Regions from separate parts of the Homo sapiens genome. Here region 2 is linked to region 1. A link is a loop called in an ENCODE intact Hi-C map of the cell type or tissue named here. Cell type or tissue: HCT116. All regions are shown on one strand. Each heading gives the region's core, and the rest is flanking DNA. Links, peaks and the distances in the headings are about the cores only.

Evidence for each region. Hi-C counts contacts between places; a loop is a spot of excess contacts. Peaks named below come from ENCODE experiments on the same cell type or tissue, not always from the same donor. Only the 100,000 strongest peaks of a DNase experiment are listed, where the experiment ranks them.
Region 2: it touches region 1 in a loop (2.9-fold over the local background); 3 of 110 quality-filtered maps call a loop at or near these places.

The regions. Positions count from the first base shown.
Region 1 is chr3:44,528,843-44,531,756 of GRCh38, reverse strand. It overlaps the pseudogene LOC100419748. Among named protein-coding and RNA genes, the nearest start is that of ZNF852, 20 kb to the right of the region's middle. In HCT116, for the core only: a CTCF peak has its summit at 1,655 (motif pointing left); a DNase peak (open chromatin) is centred at 1,656.
Region 2 is chr3:44,991,503-44,994,416 of GRCh38, reverse strand. The region is part of intron 3 of EXOSC7 (exosome component 7); the gene reads right to left. Among named protein-coding and RNA genes, the nearest start is that of EXOSC7, 17 kb to the right of the region's middle. In HCT116, for the core only: a CTCF peak has its summit at 1,650 (motif pointing left); no DNase peak of the experiment used is centred there; H3K27ac peaks cover 1,187 bases.

The sequences.
Region 1 (2,914 bases), core at 183-2,682:
GGCTGAGGCAGATGGATCACTTGAGGTCAGGAGTTTGAGACCAGCCTGGCCAACATGGTGAAACCTTGTCTCTACTAAAAATACAAAATTAGCCAGGCATGGTGGTGTATGCCTGTAATCCCAGTTACTTGGGAGGCTGAGACAGGAGAATCGCTTGAACTCAGGAGGCAGAGGAGGTTGCAGTGAGCCGAGATTGTGCCATTGCACTCTAGCCTGGGCAACAAGAGGGAAACTCCATCTCAAAAAAAAAGAAAAAAAGAGTAACTTCTAGGTTTCCTGACTTGGACATTGTTCGACAACTTAGGGATTGATTATTGGTTTTTTATCAATATGAAATATTCCATTCTATGCCCATTAAATGCTTAGCCTTAGAGTCTGTTTTGTCTCATATTAATAATTCTACACAGCTTTTTCTCTTGTTGTTAGAACTTGCTTGGTGTACCCTTTTTCCTTCCTTTCTTTTCAACCTTTTCTATTGTTTGGTTTTATTGTAGGTAAATCTCTTGTAAAAAGTCTCCTCCCTTCTCTGTCTCCCTCCTTCCTTTTAATGAGGAAACATAACATGTTTGTATACATTGTGATTAAGGATAGACTTGGACTTTGTAACACTATATTAGTGTCTTTTATGGCCCATGCTTTCTCTCCTATATTCCTCCTTGTCTGCTCTTTGGTGCAGTAAAAATTGAGTGGAAAAACCAGAAACAGGGAGACTTAGAAGGCTTACACCCGTAGGCACACTGGGTCTTTCTAGAGTCACCTTCATCTTTTCTGGGCCCACCTCACATGCAGAGCTTTCTGGTTTAAGACACAGCGAGATAGCTCCCTCTTCATGGCCTGTACCCACTCCCCATTGAAAGCATTGTTTCTCATTCTTTCAAAGACTGTGTTCCTTTCAAATTTTTTTTTTTTTTTTTTTTTTTTCCTGAGACAGCCTTACTCTGCCACCCAGGCTGGAGTACAGTGGTGCAATCTAGGCTCACTGCAAACTCTGCCTCCCAGGTTCAAGCAATTCCCTGCCTCAGCCTCCTGAATAGCTAATTTTTGTATTTTTAGTAGAGACAGGTTTTCACCATGTTGGCCAGGCTCGTCTCGAATTCCTGTCCTCAGGTGATCCACCTGCCTCAGCCTCCCAAAGTGTTAGGATTACAGTCATGAGTCACCACGCCTGGCCTTGAATGTTCTTATTTCCATCCCTTGCCCCCATTTAATTATTGGGCCTCCCAGTCCAACAGAGAATCACTCCTCTTGTCCTGTATTAGAAATGAAATATTCTGATGAAGGATCCGGGAAGACTGACTCCTGCTCTGCCAGTCCCACTTCCTCCATGCTGAATTCCCAAAGGAGATCCATGCAAGGAACAGTAGCCTGTTAGGAAATGGAACTTACCAACTGTATCTCATCATTACTGAGTTGGTGCCTGTTTCCCTAATTCAGGCCCTCTGCTGAAGATGAGTTTGATGACATGACTCTTGGATGACCATAATTTATTGTCCAAACTGGGAAACTCTGTAGAATAAAAATGAGTGAAAGAAAGGGTCTGCCATTAATAATCATACCAAGAAACCATGAAGATCAGTATATGCTGTCCTGCTTTTTAGATCAGACTCAAGCAAGACTTCTACTGCCCTCTGGAGGCTGCAACCAAATCTCAGGCTATTACCCTCTGCCCTGTCCCATAGCAGAAGAACAAAGTCACAAAAAGAGAGGGCAATGAAGGTCCCAGCTTTAAAAGAAACATTTATCATGTCCACTAAATAAGGTTGGCCAGCTAATGTCTGGGACTCTGACTCATCCAATTAGCAACGGCCTCTCTTTTGCTGGGGAACTTTAGAAAGGGGGTGGGAAGGGCAGTTGTCAAAGTAAGCTTTCTCATCAGGAAGAGAAAACAGAGTTTTCCTCCCTGTACAGTTCTCTACTGTGAGAGTTCCTGTCTTGGCTTTCCCTCATCACCTGCTAGCCTTCCCTTGTTTGCTACCGAAGAGTTCAATTCCTTGTAGTTGGTTTGCTGACCCCATCTCCTTGGTGTGCTCTCCATTCCATCTTCTCTGCACTGAGTCTCACAATGGTCTCTGACCTACCCTCTCAAAGGGCCCCACTAGTGTTCTAGTAACTTTCCTGTATGCCTCTTGTATTTGCCTTTTCTATTCTTGGCAGAGGGTTAGAACAGAACTCAGAGCAAGATGTTGATTCTGGTTCAGAATATGATGATAAATTCACTGACATTAATATCAGGGGAAAAACAGATGTTTGAATCTGGAGCAGCCTGTGAAATGAAAAACAACTTAGAAAAGATACAGGGAAATCCTTTAGGAAAGAACATAAATAGCAAGAGATCTCATGTGAAAACAACTAAGGATTAAAAACAAAAATCTCCACAAGTTAGGGAGGCCAGAAATATAAGGGATTTGGACAAAGATTCAGTTCCAGCTCCAACTTAGTTCAACATCACAAGGTTTCCATAGAACGCAAAGCTGTAAATATGGTGAATGTGGTAGAGTTCCCCTGCATCTAGCTTTTCATCATTGAGAGAGAATTCACAGTGGGGTAAGGTTCTGTCAATGTGAGTGTGGGAAGTCCTTCACTCTGAGCTCTATCCCTTATGCCCCACCAGAGGAGACATTCTGGGGCTAGACTCCCCTGAAAGATTTGCCCAACTGTGGAAAATCTTTCAGCCAGATTTCATATCTTAGGCAACATCAGCAAGTGCATACTGAAAAAAAATCCTATGTATGTAATGAGCATGGGCAAGTTTTAACCTGGAGCTCAGCCGTTGCTGCCCATCAAAGAGTCTACATCAGGGAGTGCTCAATAGGGCCAGGGGCCTCATGGTGCAACTCAGGGCAGGGTTGGAGAAACCATTTGAGGGGCATTGAGTATGGGAAAGGCTGAAGTGGGCACCAGAGGCCGTGCCTGC
Region 2 (2,914 bases), core at 209-2,708, 460 kb before region 1:
CAAACTTTCTAGCCCTGATTTAAGGTCCACCTTAAAAAAAAAAAAAATCCCTACATGAAACAAAAATCTCCCAGGTGGGATCTGACCTGTGGGATGACACTGTGAAACCCCAGATGGTCTAACTCTCTCATTTTACAAGAAGGGAGACCTTATCTTTTTTTTTTTTTTTTTAATGTTTAGCATGAGCTAGACACCACTCTTAGTACTTTAGGTGTATTAACTCATTTAATGTTCACAACAACCCTAGGAGGTATGGATTCCATTCTAGAAACAAGAAAACTGAGTCACAGAGAGGTTATGTAATTTGTCCAAGGCCACATGATGACTGTGCCTGGTAAGCTAAAATTCTAACCCAGGCAGCCTGGCCCTTATCTTCTATGCTTCCCTGTACTCTCCTTGAATCTGTAATTTGGCAAGCTTGGTTTATAGTCTAACATTAGTCAGGTTCACTTTCCTTGGTTTTACCTTTTGCCTCAGGGAAATGAATGTATGCTTTGGTCTTGGAACTTATCACTAGACAACAAATGTTGGAGTCAAGGAATGTTGACCAAGGAAGCCCTAAATAAAAAGCTGCTCTGCTCTGTTAGAGAGAGAAAGAAAACACAGGCTGGTAATTGTAGCTGCCTGCTCATATGCATCACAATCTACTCCTTCAGTGGGGGGTGTACACACTTGGTCTTTTGGGCATAAAACCAAATGCTTTCTGCATTTACCAAAACCAATTCTGACCCTTCATAAAGCATGACCAGTCCCTCTTCCAGAGTTGTGGGAAATTGTTTACTGAGCTGGATAAACTAATTAAGATCCTGGGAATGCTACCCCTCCCAGCTCTCCACCCCTTCTGACTCATCACCTCTACCCTCCTGCTTGGAACATCTCTGGTTTAACTGGGGTAGGCTGAGATCAAGGCCATGCCTACCTGGAAAGGGACTCTAGACACTGGGCCCACTGTTGCTTGCCTGGCAATCAATCTAGCCTACAAATCTATGAAGTCTTACGTCCAGGTCAGGCCAGGCCCACAGCAGAAAAAGTGATCTAGTGGGTACCTAGGCAGGGCTGACCTGGGCCTTACCCCTCCAGTAGTCATCTAGCCCCAACACAGGCCCTAAGGCTGATTCCTCTGAGTGTACATGTGCTCATGTCTGAGCCTGTAGAAGCCTCCCTGTAAATGGGTACCAGACCAATAGTAAGTATATTCTGAGGTTTTCATCACAAGCCTTTGTTTGAAGTGTCTGCGAGAGTTATCTCATCAGCTTGGGAGACTTTGATTACAATTAGCCTCAAAAGGCTTCTGCAGGTTGCCTCTCTGCTTTGTACCCACCCCCAGCCCCTCAGCCAGGAACAGTGTCCCCTTTAGCAGCACTAAGCAGGCAAGGAACCCAGATATAGTGACTCCAACCACCAATGCAGGCTTGAAGATTCTGGTTCAATTTTAGTGAAAAATACAAGTGTTCACATTGAAAAATAGTTAAGATCCCAAAGGGAAGTGACAAGTGCGGAGTATTCTGAAACATTTATGAATGAAAAATGTTCTCCTAAACTCCCCTAGTTAAAAACCCAAGCCTCTCTAAGAGGTTAAACCACAGTCCTAAACCCATCAACACAATGGTCGGAGAACTGAGAAGCAACTTGATGGCTCGCCGCCTAGTGGCAGCGCAGGGTGACACACCAGCTCACTAAAATCTTCCCTTCCTTTGGGCTTTAGATAGAAACCACCTTTTCCTAAAGTTTCCAAATTCTCATTTAAAATAGCCTACTCTCAGCTACAACCAGCAAACCAAAGACATGAAAAGGTCAGATTTTGCTCCCAGTTTAGTGACAGTGCTGCCAGGCATCTCTGGAACAGGGCTCAGGGTCAGTGCAGCAGTCTTTCCAAAGGGCTGTGAGGGCTATATCAAAGATTTTTCGTCATTCCCAAGAAACAGGGTAAATTATGGAGGTGGCGACAGTGTCTATCTTGGCTCCATGTATTATCATCCCAAGTAGACAAAACCAAGTGAAATGGGTTGGCAGAAAATCAATTAGTTTTCTGAGACCTCTCTACCCCTGGCAATTTAATTAAAACTGGAAGTTGCTAACAAGAAGTTAAATCAAACTAGACTCAGAGCAGCAGAAGAAACCCTCACCACCATCACCACCACCATCACCACCAATTTATTTCCTTCCACTGGGCAGCAACTATGTTTCAGCCTGTGGATAGGCAAATGCCTTGAGCTCTCCAGCAGAGGCCCTATGCCTGGAGTCCAGGTGGGAGTGGGTGTGTGGCACCCTTATTGCTGGGCACATCCACGGGTGTCCAGAAGCCATTCCTATTCACTGATTCAGAATAAAAGGACACACTTGTTTATGCAATTAAAATAATTATGCTCCTTGAAGACTCAATTGAGGTTCTGATACAGGTGGCAGCGATCAGTGCTTGGTAACCTCTCCCATCTCTGTAGGAAATGGGGTTTTGTGACTCTCTCATGGTGATTCTACTTGCCCGGCTGATTACATTAGCTGAGCCACTTAAAGAAGGTAAAGTGTGCCACTTTGAGACTGTCCATCTTGAGAAATCAATTCAGGAGAACTACCTAGATACTGGAGCTCTTGGGCCTGTGGGGATCCTTTTGAGACCCACAGAGGAGGAAAAGAGACCAGCAGGCAGCCACTCTAAGCCAGGAAAGATAGGCTACTTCTAGAAGCCAGATCTTGGGAAGAGGCAACTCAAAGAATCCTCTCACACTAGAGTCACTCATCCTTTACAGCTGGGACAAGAAAGGGATAAGAGCAGCAGGCTAACTTGGAGTCATATTTAGACACAGAGCCACAATGAAACGTATCCCCTATACCAAGCATCTGAGGGCAACACCCTCTCTTTGGTGTGGTTGGGCTGAATGTCTTTGGTCTGCCTAAAATGAATGAGGTAGAAGGT